Regions from separate parts of the Homo sapiens genome. Here region 1 is linked to region 2. A link is a contact called in ENCODE Hi-C or POLR2A ChIA-PET data. All regions are on one chromosome and are shown on one strand. The core of a region is the stretch at or near the end of the contact, and the rest is flanking DNA. Distances in the headings are between cores, read along the strand shown.

Region 1 (6,796 bases), core at 726-3,225, 290 kb after region 2:
TCCAGGACAGGGGCATTTTGTTTCTAGACAATTAGTAAGATTCTATAGACGGACTGACATATCCCTCATGAATATTTCTGTAGAGCTACACATTTATACATCCTATAACTGTGTCATAAAATTGCATACCTATAAAAGGAACGGAAATGAAAAAATGCAACAAGAAATAACTTCAGGGAGAGACTAGTTAGCTGTTTTTTTAAGAACGTTATGTGGAGATTTCTTGATTGTGGTGATCGGGTCATGTTAACAGAGTCTTTTTCGATTCCATTTCTATTTAAAATAGATAGGCTAACCATAGAGACCAATTCTCAAAGTATAGTACCAATTAATTCGGTTTTATAGCACAATGCAGTGCAGTAAAAAGAATCTGACACAGCAAAATCTGCCTAATTAGAATCTGGGTCAGTTCATGTAGGAGTAGATTTTCTACCCTATATTTAAGAAAAGTCTTTTTAAAACATTTTTTACAATAGGCGTATTTTATCAGATTATATGTTCATTGTAATATTCAGGCCAGTTCCTTGATAACTGCAAGTTACTACTCCCATCTGAAAGTTTCCTATAATTTCTGCTTTGGTTAATTATTTTAATAAAATATTCTTAATAAATTATTAAGATCAATAACCTAACTCAGGGAACAATCATGGAAGGAGTCTAAGTATTCATCTAGTTCAACCCTCTCATTTTATAAATGAGGAAGCAGAGGTCCAAAGAGATTAAGTAAGTTGCTTCAGGCCATAGAGCTAGTCAGTGTCAGGGGCTACACTGGAATCTATAACTCTGATTGTCCAGTACATTGATTCCACTAATAATGTGGAATGTATATTAGAATGTAAATAAAATGTTTTCCTTGTAAACCATGAAATTAGAAGAGGAACAGCTGTGAGCATTGAATGAAATGATAAATGTAAAAACAGGTAGCACATTACCAAGTACTTGTGATGTACCCAGTAAAAGTTATTCATGCTCGTATGTCTTCCCTCTAATTAGAAAAGTTATGATGATACATTCCAGATATACTCAAGATTCTGTTTGAGAAGTGCTACCAGCACTAACGAGACTAGCACCTGTGTAACATTCCAAGATCCCATACCATTTCCCACCAAATTAACTTTAATTTAATATTTAATGTTTCAGTATATTTCTTTTTGATTTCTTTATAATTACATATGTACGTATCAAAAAACATTATATTATTTTATATGCTTTAAACCCTATATAACATGCTATTATGTATTTCGACAACTGCTCTTTTTTACATTCTGCATTATGTTTAGGGGATTTATTTAGGTTGATTTAATTACTTCTAGCTTATTCATTCCTTTTCATTGCTGTACAACATTCAGGTCCATGAAGATTCACAATGTAATCACCTGATCTTCTATTAATAGTCTTTTATAGGTAGTCTGCTACTTTTTCCATACAAACAATCCTGCCATAAACATTTGTGTATGTTTCCTTGTACATATGTGCAACAATTTCTCCAGGGTATAGTATTAAGAATGTAATTGCCAAGTTGAAGATATATGCATCTTCAACTTAGCTAAATATTGCCAAACTACTGTCCAAAGTTGGTTATGCCAATATAGATTCCCACTTGCAGTGTGTAAGAGATCCTGTTGATCTACATCTCTGCCAAGTCTTGGAATTGTCAGACTGACATTTTTAGCAATCTGAAGGGTGTGAGATTACATCTTATTGTGATTTTAGTTTTCATTTCCTTAGTTAATAGTGTTAACAAATCCACTGAAAAGGAAACAAAAATGTTTTAAATTAAAGAGACTTTGTTGCAGCAAGCAGTTTGCAAACCAGGGAGATGCAGCCTTCAGTACAAAACAGAGGTACACTCCGCCAGAACAAAGACAGAAGTTGCTTTTTATAGAGAAAGTTGTCACCCAGGTTTCCGCTTGTCTGCTGTGCAAATAAGGGGTGGCTGATTATTTGTTCTGATTGGTTGATGTTAAGATTTATCACAGGTTACAGTCTAGTGGTTAGGTCCAGGTGCCAGAATCTAGTGGTTAGGTCCAGGAACTTTCTGGCAGTGTTGATTGAGGCAGTGTAAACAGGAACAGATAGCTATGAGAGTCCCAAAGTTCCCCTAGCCTGTGGTTTTTCTGAGAATGCAGGATATGTGTGTGGTCTCTAGTCAGCAAATGGATACTTGGCTGCATTTTGAATTTAAGCCCAATTAGTCGCTCAGGATCCACCTTGAAGGATTGGCTGTTTTGGAGTTGACAACAGAAAGGATAACCAACTTTTCACATTTATTGGCCTTTAGTGTTTTCTTCTTTTTTGAATTGGCCACTGGTATTTGCTGCTCATTTTTAGTGGGTTACTTACATTTATTTCATATTGAGTTTTAGAAATTTTAAAGAGTTTATGGTCTGGTAATTACTCCTTTGTGGGGCCTAATGTGTGAAAATACCCTCTGCCAATTTATGCTTTGCCTTTGAGCTGTCTATGTTGTCTTTTGTTGTGAAGAAGTTTTAAATTTTAATATTTATTTGTCTTTATATTTGGGTATTTTTAAGAACCCATTTTCCATGTTAAGGTAACAGAAGTATTCTCTGACATCTATAAATATAAAATGTTTACTTTCCATATTTCTGCCTTTGGTCCACCTGGAATTCATTTGTGAACATTGGCTGGAGTAGGACTCCAAGTTATTTACCTCCTATTAAGTTAATACATCCTATTGAGATAGAACCCAATTTTTCCAGGACTATTTCTTGATTCATTTCCCCACTGCTCTGTAATGTGATATCTATGTAATTCTGTTCCTTGATTTAATTAATTCTATTTATTTGTTTATCCCTGCCCTAATACCATGCTGTCATGATTTCTGTAGTTTTATAATTAATATCTTAATCTCTCGTAGGGCTAGTCACCCTTTATTCTAGTTATAGTGTGAATGTTGACTTCTCATATTAACACAAGCAAAAGTTTCAGACATGTTTCAGACCTCATGAAAGACTGTCAGATAACTAGTCAGTACGGGGTTGTGGCAAAAGCATGGAGTACTGACTCAGGGACCATGAGAAGTGGTGCAATATTCACAAACGCTCTGGGGTTCAGTTTCCTCATCCTTAAAAATGAATTAACATGGATTGGCTTGTAAAAGTTGCTATTTTGAGATAGTGAGGGCAGGAAGGATGATGGAAAAGAGGAAGGTTTTTACAAAACAAGGAAGTACTCCATTTTAGGGGACCTCTCTGGGTAGGTATCTATAGCTAGAGAGGGCACAAATGGGCCTCTGGAAAGGACAGACCTGGCAGATCATGTTTAAAACATCTGCAGAGAAGCGCTTTCCAATTGGAATATAGATGGCTTACCTGGTGCTTAATGAGAAAGAATAGAATGTCTCCATGGATGGGCTATAGAGTGAGCTACTTAGCTGTAACATGAAACAGAGGTACAGCTATAAGAATCTAATGGTTTTGGAGGCCATAAGTTGAATTAAATATCTATACATTCTTGTGTTTATGCAGCTGGTCCTTGAGATTTCCTTTCCCTAGGAAAATAGCCATTGTACCTCACACAGCTGACAGTGTGTGTCTTATAAAACCCGACAGTGGGAGTGCCACCTACGCAATCCAAGGAAGGGAAGCACTTTGATCTTTATGATGCGGTGGTGGAGAGTATTAATAGCAAATGTGATTCCCCAGTTAGAACTTCCATGACAAATTTTACCATATATAGAAACTCTTGACCATCTTATTTTCTTAAGGTACTAATTGGTTTCTTTATTTTAAAGCTACAGAGCCCAGACCAATGTCGATACTGTTAACACCACTTTAACAGCCAGCTCTGTATCAACTCAGGGTTCCTACTGATGAGTAGAGAAAAATGAGACAGAATTTCCAGCAATGTGTATTAAAGACAACTGAAATTTAAAAGCCATTTTTGGCCTGGCATGGTGGCTCACGCCTGTAATCCCACACTTTGGGAGGCCAAGGCAAGTGGATCACTTGAGGTCAGGAGTTGGAGACCAGTCTAGCCAACATGGTGAAACCCCATCTCTACTGAAAATACAAAAAGTAGCTGGGCGTGGTGGTGCATGCCTGTAATCCCAGCTACTTGGGAGGCTGAGGCAGGAGAATCGCTTGAACCCAGCGGGGCAGCGGTTGCAGTGAGCCGAGATCGCACTATTGCACTCCAGGCTGGGTGACAGAATGAAACTCTGTCTCAAAAATAAATAAATAAATAAAAGCCATTTTGTCCTACTTTGAGGGCCTACAAAAAGGTGTTGAAATCTTATAAATTAAAAAATAAATGAGGTCTATAAATTGCCTATAAAACACCTAACCTTTATTGTCTCACTTGTTACTTCCAACAAACCTGTGAGATAGGTTGTCTTCTTCATTTTATAGGTAAGAAAATAAGGTACAGATGAACTTGCATAAATAATCAAGTTAATAAAGCAGAGCTAGGATTTAATCCCAGGTGACTTCTTGAAAGGATGAAGTCTTGACCACTAGGTGTTGCTTCCTGTGTGAATTAAAAAGCTGTTGGGCTTTTTTTTTTTTTAACTTTGTGCAATTTTTAATGATTTTTATTCCTTTTAACATATCCAACATCCTTGTTTTTATTTCATGGCAATGGTGTTGAGTTGTGAATGTTCTAATAGAGAAGCCAGTCTAGCAGTCTGAACTCAAACTTGCCATCAATGTTCATACAGTGAGAAAGTGTTATGGTTTGGCTCTGTGTCCCCACCCAAATCTCATGTTGAATTGTAATTTCCAATGCTGGGGGCAAGATGTGGTGGGAGGTTATTGGATCATGCGGGTGGATTTCCCCCATGCTGTTCTCATGATAGTGAGTTCTCACGTACTCTGATGTTTTAAAAATATGTGACACTTCCCCCTACACTTTCTTTCTCTCCTGCCGCCACGTGAAGAAGGTACTTGCTTCCCCTTTACCCTTCCACCATGATTGTAAGTTTCCTGAGGCCTCCTCAACAATGCTTCCTGTACAGCCTGAAGAACTGTGAGTCAATTAAACCTCTTTCTTGATAAATTACCCTGTCTCAGGTAGTTCATTATAGCAGTGTGAGAACAGATTAATACAGAAAGTATCCTCAATTTTTGGTGCATTCATTTTACATTCACATAGTTCCCTGAGCTTTATTCCATAATTTCACTAACTGTTCTCTGTAGCATGTGTGGGATCCTTCTACTAGACAGGAGGCATGTTGAGGGCAAGGACTGTCATTTTCTCTGCTTTATACTCCCAGGAATTAGCCCTGTTCCTGATACATAGTAGGCACTTAATAAATGTTTGCTGAGTGAATAATGAAGGGAAACTCCACCTTAAATTCTTTTCAAATTCTTCACTTTACCAATAATATAACTGGGGCAGAAATCAGCAAAGTCGACTTACCAAAGATCTACATTTATTGTGTGGTAGACACAAGGCCCCTCGAGTCCAGAATCTATGCCTAGTGCTGTTTTCTCCATGGATAACTAAAATCTATGAGTACAAATAGGAAGAAAGAGAGAGTCTGCCTATAGAGTGAAAATTGCAGATATATTCTGTTACCTAGCGACATCATGAGAAGTGTTTCAGTTTCATCTCTCATAAAAACAAAGGACACCATTGTTAGTATCTGACTCACATCAGTGCTGTGACAACGCAAGGTGTCTCAGCACCTGGAAGAAACCAGCAGCATTAGTAAGTGTTCCCATTATAGAACCACTAATGAGGCAATTTGTTAAACCAGCATCCCCCTGCAAACCAAAATCAGACAAATGAGCTGGTACATTTGAAGGTTCAGAAAAAACAAATTCTCAGTAGAAATAGAAATGAGTCTATGCCAGGTATTTGTGACACATTAAATTCATCTGAGGCAATTATCATGACTCATCATCAAATGGAAAACCTAGGATATCCGGCCTGTTCTGCTGGAAAAAGTGGTTGTGAGGGTGCCAGCAGGTAGGATGGTTTTATTTGGGAGGACTCTCCCTTCTCCTAATCCACTGAGTAACAATGCATGACCAGTAATATTTTCAAAGGAACTGTAAGGAAATTGTATTGATACTTATGTTCTGATATGATGAATTAGCAGACGAAGTAATTTCTTAACCTGACACTCAAGTCTTCTATGATCTGATGGCCACAAGTACCTCTGTACCCCGTAATACTCATTTTACTGAGAGAATATCTGCATCTCTTTACTCATGCTGTCTCCTACCTTGCCAACCTAACCTCCTCCTGTGCATCCACCTATAAGACCCCACTCTTGGAAATACTGGGACTTACGCCCTCCTCCTACACTCAGTACTGACCTAGATTCCAGCTTCAGCAACTCTAGCAACACTGCCCTTAACCTTTTGCCTTTGGAAACTTGGCAGCATCATCTTCGAAGGATCCAAACCCAGGCTCAAGTCCAGTGAGTTTTCTCTGGTCCTGTGCCTGAGCAGCCCAGCTGGCACAGCATGGGTAGAGACCACCTGTTTCCTGTCAGCTTCCCAATCCCCCTTCAAAGTACTCAATAAATGTGTGCTGCTAGGTGATGTGACACAGAGAGGGTTTTGTCGGATAGAAGAATGCTGCCACACATCTATTTTTACTTGACTTATTTAACAGTTTGGAAGGACATGCACAATTGCTCTACACAGTATAGATCTGGCCACCCAAGAGATGGCTCAGACTCACCAGGGGACAGGGGACAGCCAGTGCTGAGGAGTGCCTGCCTTTCTGCTCCTGGCTACACTGTGTCCCAGAAAAGACATTTTCTCACAGCCAAAAAGCAAGCAGTCACATCCCTGAAAAAGATATTTTTCTTAACTCTGCA
Region 2 (6,737 bases), core at 2,620-5,119:
TAGCCTTTACTAAACATCCATATGTGCACCAGTTTTCCTTCGTTTTAGGAAACATAGATATTTATATTAATCTTTTAAACATTTAAGGAACAAAACTATTAATTTTTTTCATACATCACGGTCTGAAAGGGAGTGACATCTACAAAGCTAGCAGACAGCAAACAGGTGAAACACACCAAAAGGGGCTGTCTCTATACGTTATGCTAAACGATATGAAACAGCCATTTTTTTTAAATTACAGGGATTTATTTTTTTTTAATTTTTATTTTCATAGGTTATTGGGGAACAAGTGGTGTTTGGTTACCTGCATAAGTTCTTTAGTGGTGATTTGTGAGATTTTGGTGCACACATCACTGGAGCACACATTACTGCACCCAATTTGTAGTCTTTTATCTCTCACCCTTTTCCCCACTTTTTCCCGAGTCCTCAAAGTCCATTGTGTCATTCCTATGCCTTTTCATCCTCATAGCTTAGCTCCCACTTATGAATGAGAACATATGATATTTGGTTTTCCATTCCTGAGTCACTTCATTTAGAATAATAGTCTCCAATCTCATCCAGGTCACTGCGAATGCCATTAATTCATTCCTTTTTATGGTTGAGTAGTATTCTATCGTATATATACCACAGTTTCTTTATCCACTTGTTGATTGATGGGGTTTGGGGTTGGTTCCACATTTTTGCAATTGAGAATTGTGCTGAAACAGCCGTTTTTGCACATACAAGAATTCAAGATCAGTAATTTCCTATGGCTTAAGTTATTAAAATCTTACTTTTATAAAAATTAGTGTCTCCATTGGTTCTTTTTATCTAGCAAGACTTATCAGAGTTGTCTGTAATTCACAACACCTCCAATAAATTTGAAGGAAAAAGTGGTGAGCACAGTCATAGTAACTTAAATTTCATATGTTTACATTTTTTTCTTTTTCTATTTTTTTGAGATGGAGTCTCGCTCTGTCATCCAGACTGGAGTGCAGTGGCACTATCTCGGCTCATTGCAACCTCCACCTCCCGGATTCAAGCCATTCTTTTGCCTCAGCCTCCTGAGTAGCTGGGATTACAGACGCGTGCCACCATGCCAGGCTAATTTTTGTATATTTAGTGGAAATGGGGTTTCACCATGTTGGCCAGGTTGGTCTCGAACTGCTGAGCTTGTGATCCACCTGCCTCGGCCCCCCAGAGTGCTGGGATTACAGGTGTGAGCCACTAGCCTGGCCAATTTTTACATTTTCAAAGAAACTAAAGAGCCACTTATCTGGGAGGTTTAGTTAAATTAATGAACAAAAATAGCAATGAGCCAGAGTCCCAGAACTTTGGAACTTTTGAGTCACAAACACCCTAGTGTTTTGGCCTTTGAGTCAAACTTATGGTTTATCCCTGCTTCTGCCTCGTTGACAGCCAAAGCTTATGGTTCAGCAACACAGATTACAGTCCTGCCAGAGATGGTAACTGTGAACTGTGCTATTGAATTTTATGAAAAGCTGGATGTGTGACTGAGAAGTCTTGATAGTTTGAAGATGTCATTTCCCTCAGAATTAATTTATAAATTCCAATTAATATACATACGTGGTTATATGTTTTACTTACTATGAGGCTAGTTTTCATGTGGAAGAATAAATAGGTAAAAAGAACGAAAAATGCTTGACAAAAGGACTTGCACTTCCAGATGTTAAAAAATGTTATGCTATTAACAGCATGGTACTGGAGGAAAAGAGAACAGATATTGAAACAGAATAGAAACTTAGAAACAGAAACATTCATATGGAAGTACTGAAAATATCTTTTTTTTTTTTTGACAGTCTCGCTCTGTTGCCCAGGCTGGAGTGCAGTGGCACGATCTCGGCTCACTGCAAGCTCCGCCTCCCGGGTTCATGCCATTCTCCTGCCTCAACCTCCCGAGTAGCTGGGACTACGGGTGCCCACCACCACGCCCAGCTAATTTTTTTGTGTTTTTAGTAGAGACGGGGTTTCACTGTGTTAGCCAGGATGGTCTCGATCTCCTGACCTTGTGATCTGCCCACCTTGGCCTCCCAAAGTGCTGGGATTACAGGCATGAGCCACCACGCCCAGCCAGTGAAAAGATCTTTAAAATTGGTGACAAAGAAGGGATTAGTCAATATATTTTGTTGGGATAATGCCTCATAACACCTACACAATAAATTCCTCAGATAAGTTAAATATGTAAATATGAAAAATTAAAAAGAGTTTAAAATAATCTAAGATTACATAATAAAAATAAAATATTGATAGATTTGACTAAAAAGGAAAAACGCATGTGTACACATATATATCACAGTGGACCCTTGAACGACACAGGGGTTGGGACGCTGACTCTGCTATGCAGTTGAAAATTTGCAAGTAACTTTTGACTACCCCCAAACTTAACTACTAATAGCCTACTATTGATCAGAATCTTAACTGATAACATAGACAATTAACACATATTTTGTATGTTATATATATTATATACAGTACTGTTACAATAAAATGAGTTAGAGGAAAGAAAATGTTATTAAGCAAATAACAAGGAAGAGAAAACATTTACTATTTATTACATGGAAGTGGATCATCATAAAGATCTTCATACTCGTCGTCTTGCAGTGAGTAGGCTGAGGAGGAGGAGGAGGAAGAGGAGAGTTGGTCTTGCTGTCTCAGGGGTGGCAGAGGCAGAAGAAAATCTGCATGTAAGTGGACCTGAGAGGTTCCAACACATGTTGTTCAAGGGTCAACTCTATAATCCATAAAACCAACTAAAAAATTAATACACCAATAGAAAAAAATAGGAATAGGTAACTCTTGAACAAAATTTTAAACCAGTATCTGAAAAATCTACATTATTTGTAATAAAAATAATTAAATACCATCTTCATTTATTCCATTGGAAAAGGTGAAAATTAGCAAGAATGCAAGGTCAGTTGTTCTCTTACACACTGCTAAGGGGAGTATAAAGTGGCACAACTTGCCCTGTCATATTATTCCCATTTTATAATTGAAAGTCCTGGAGTTTACAGGGTAACTCGCCTAAGGTTCCTTTGCTTGTAAAGGTAAAAGTGATTTGAATCCAATCTATCCAACTTTAAAGGGTACTAATGCAAGCCAAAAACATTAAAAATATTTCTACATTCTGACCCCAAAATAGCATTTCTAAGAATGTGCCTAAAGACATTAACAGAAATGAACACAAAGATGTGTGCCATAGCAATGGTCCGAATAGCAAATAAATTGGACAGATAAAATTTCCAGCAATAGGAATTGGCCAATGAATTACAGTAATTTATATTTAAAATAAAATACTATGTAGTAATCAAAAATTGTATCTAGACAAATAACTATGTAGAGAGAAACAGTCATGGATATGGTTAACTGCAAATAAATTTAAAATAGTATGATTCAGATTTGTGGAAAGAATAAAATAAAAGTAGAATGAAATGCTTGGTTACACAAAGGCTGGGAAAGCATATACTAGAAGGCAGAAGTGGCAATCTCTGTTTGGAGGAATTAATGTTTTTTGTTTGTAATCTGCCACTCTTAAATTTTTCTCAATGAAAGAATTTTATCTTAATATCAGAAAAGTTAGAGTTTTATAGAGAAAAGGTAAAAAGTGATATTTACGGATTATTGCTGGAGAGGCTTTTGGTCCATCTCTTCCAGAAGAGAAGATCAAAGGAGAGAGCACCCCTCCTCCCCAGGCAAATCCGATCAGTGGATGTGGTTCTGGTTCCTTTGTTTTATCTGAAAAATGGAAGATATCACCTACAAATCTGGAATCTTGGTTTCTCTTGAAAAATCAAAAGTTCTGGTGATACTGGGTTCATATTTCTGAATGGCAGCAACTGAGCAGTGGCTGCCCCATTGAAAGACAGCAAGACTGGGAGCCTCACAGTACACAGGAAGCATAAGGTAAGTTTGAAACAGGGTGGATCTCAGACAGCTAACGTTTGCACCTCTCAAAGGAAGAAGATTCTGACAAGTGTGACAAATACCCATGTATGTACATACATGTTTACCATAATATATCTTTGGAACATTTAATTCTTCCTTAGTTACCTTTTTTAAGCTCCTAGAAGAAATAACACTAACTAGAAAAAAAATTTCCTATATCAATCTTAAGGCAGATATAATAATAATGTATTAGAATTTAGACATTGAATTCAAAGTCAAGGACTCAAAGCTTTGCATCTCAGAAGGTTCTAGTGTCTTGAGGCTTCATTTTCTTTGTAGCTACATCATTGAACTAAAATGCACAAACCTTTATTTAGCAGACATTGGCTGAATGTAATTCTCGTTACATAGCTCAGTGTGTACGTGATAGTGCAGGTGATAGCTGAACATTTTATAGCTCTGAGTAGTGGCAAGAACTTACATTATTAAAATATTACAACTATTTTTTTGGAGTTACTCATTTGTTAGAACACATGAAAGGTGACTTCTGTATCCACCTATATTGCTCAGCTGGTAGAGTCAAGCTGGGCTCTCTTGATCTGTTAACACTAAGTGCTGGTCTGACTTTGTAGGCCTCTTCAGGAAGAAGGGGATGCAAGGTAGTGGATCTTCTTAATGCAGTGTGACTCAAAGTGAAACTTGGAAACACCCTTGCAGGGCGTGCGATGGGTGTGACTCGCTTCTTCAGTACCCTGCAGCTCAAACCCCTAGAGGGAGCATGCAGACGGGCAGGTCATGGGGAGCATGGGCTCCTACCCCATGGCAGCACCTAGGGTTGAGTGTTTACAGCTCCAGAAGCCCCAGTGGGAGTGTGTTACAGTGCAGTCTTTCAGCTTAGCCATCCGCAGGTGGCTTGTGTTAATCAGCTCAATTAGATCCTCTGCCTTATCGCAAGGACAGAGGGCTTTCTGTATCCCAAGGTTCTTGCCTTAATGTACCAGAAAAATTGAATCACATGTAGGCTTGGAGAATGGGTGCACAGTTTTATTGACTGGTGGAAGTAGCTCTCAGCAGATGGATGGGATCCACAAGGGGAATGGAATGGGAAGGCGGTCTTCCCCTGGAGTCAGGCCGCTCAGTGGCCTGACTCTCCTCCAACCACCCCCAGGCAAATTCTACGTGGTCCACATCATACTGCTGTTGATGTCCTGCCAGTCTGTCAGTGTATTCTGCCAGTGTGTTCCTCTTGATGTCCAGCCGCTTGTGTCTGTGCCCGCTAGGGTCTCAGGGTTTTTATAGGCAGAGGATGGGGGTGTGGCGGGCCAGAGTGCTTTTGGAAAATGCAACATTTGGGCGTGAAAACAGGAGTGCCTGTTCTCACTTACGTCCATGGGTACAGGCCTGAGGGTGGAGCCCTAGCCAGGGACCCCATTCTTCTCTACCCAGCACTTCCCTGCCCGCCTCCCGTATCAAAAGCAAAGCACAGATGGGAGGTGTGGAGACACAAAAAGGCATAGGACCCTGTGTTTCTCATGAGTGACAAATGCTCATGCTTCTGCCAGCCCTAGGTTCATGTGAGGACGGGCCAGAATGTTCAAACTTTTGTTTATGCAAAAGCACTCTATTTATTTATTATTATTATTATTATTATTATTATTATTATTATTATTTTTGAGATGGAGTCTCCCTTTGTCACCCAGGCTGGAGTGTAATGGCACGATCTCAGCTCACTGCAACTTCCACCTCCTGGGTTTAAGCGATTCTCCTGCCTCAGCCTCCTGAGTATCTGGGACTACAGGCACGTGCCACCACGCCCAGCTAAGTTTTTGTATTTTTAGTAGAGATGGGGTTTCACTGTGTTAGCCAGGATGATCTCGATCTCCTGACCTCATGAACCGCCTGCCTCGGCCTCCTAAAGTGCTGAGATTACAGGCATGAGTCACCACGCCCAGCCCGAAGCACTCTTTTTAGAGTTGGCCCAAAAGGTAAAATTCATACCAATTGGTAGGCTATAGTCCATCATTAAATATGAGTCTGTGTGTCTGAATTTGTGTGTATGTGTGTGTGTTAGAGAGAGATAAAGAGAGACAGACAGAGACAGAGAGCAGTACTGAGCAAGAGAGTGAGTGAGCATGGGGAAGAAAGTAAGGAGGAGAGGAAAAGGTTATGTGAATGATTAACAAGTAAAAAATAATGTTACTGAAACACCAGGGGTTCAGTTTAGGTCCTGCTATTTGCTGCACAGAAAGCCAACGACTGAGACAACAAGTATTGCCAAGGAAGAAGGCTTTAATCAGGTGCTGCAGTCCAGGAAATGGGAGCTCAGTCTCAAATCCATCTTCCTGATCAACTAAAATTAGAGGTTTATATAGCGGGGAAGAAATGTTAAATATGTATGGGAAAACAAGAATGTGGAAGGAGTAAGGGAGCAATTACAATGAATGAGAGGCTGGTATCTCATTGTCTGGATCTGGTGAGTTTCAAGCTTTAAAACCAGAAGGATTAATTTCTATATTTAAGAAAAACTGTCTATGGGACTACTGGATCAGTTTCAGTAAGATAGGCATATTAGAAATAAAGACTGTAAGGATTATAATAGCACATAGCTTTCCTCTTTAGATTGTTCCAAGGTAAACTTATTTTTAAAAATCCTTACATTCCAATCTTAACTGCTGCCTACTCACTTCTACCATTCTTTGATTACATATGGGAACAAATGTGGCACACCAATATAAAGGTGAGAGTAGTTGGAAGAAGAGGAAAAATATTTATTCATATATTAGGTCATCCAAAAAGCTTAAGATATGAGAAAATTCAGTATTTCTATAACCAGGCCAAAAACTAACTTGTCATTT

What was found. Hi-C counts contacts between places; a loop is a spot of excess contacts on that map. ChIA-PET counts read pairs that join two places held with the same protein, here RNA polymerase II (POLR2A). Pooled maps may share reads with other maps.
Region 1: a loop to region 2 is called in a map of naive thymus-derived CD4-positive, alpha-beta T cell, with 10 times the contacts of the local background. The contact joins the enhancer-like site here to the promoter of SAMD3 in region 2. A Hi-C loop is called at or near these places in 1 of 168 maps with a recorded cell type or tissue (naive thymus-derived CD4-positive, alpha-beta T cell) and 7 of 50 pooled maps. POLR2A ChIA-PET finds 5 or more read pairs at or near these places in 1 of 52 experiments (H1).

What each region holds. Positions count from the first base shown.
Region 1 is chr6:130,511,921-130,518,716 of GRCh38, forward strand. No RefSeq gene overlaps it. Among named protein-coding and RNA genes, the nearest start is that of TMEM200A, 150 kb to the left of the region's middle. RefSeq lists enhancers at 2,067-2,216, 5,243-6,442. Within about 2 kb of position 1,976, at least 8 of the 41 ENCODE cell types and tissues checked have a DNase peak (open chromatin) inside an H3K27ac peak, as active enhancers do.
Region 2 is chr6:130,219,082-130,225,818 of GRCh38, forward strand. SAMD3 (sterile alpha motif domain containing 3) reads right to left here and starts at 3,870. Exons shown (of 12, transcript NM_001017373.4): 1 at 3,613-3,870. RefSeq lists an enhancer at 4,477-4,586.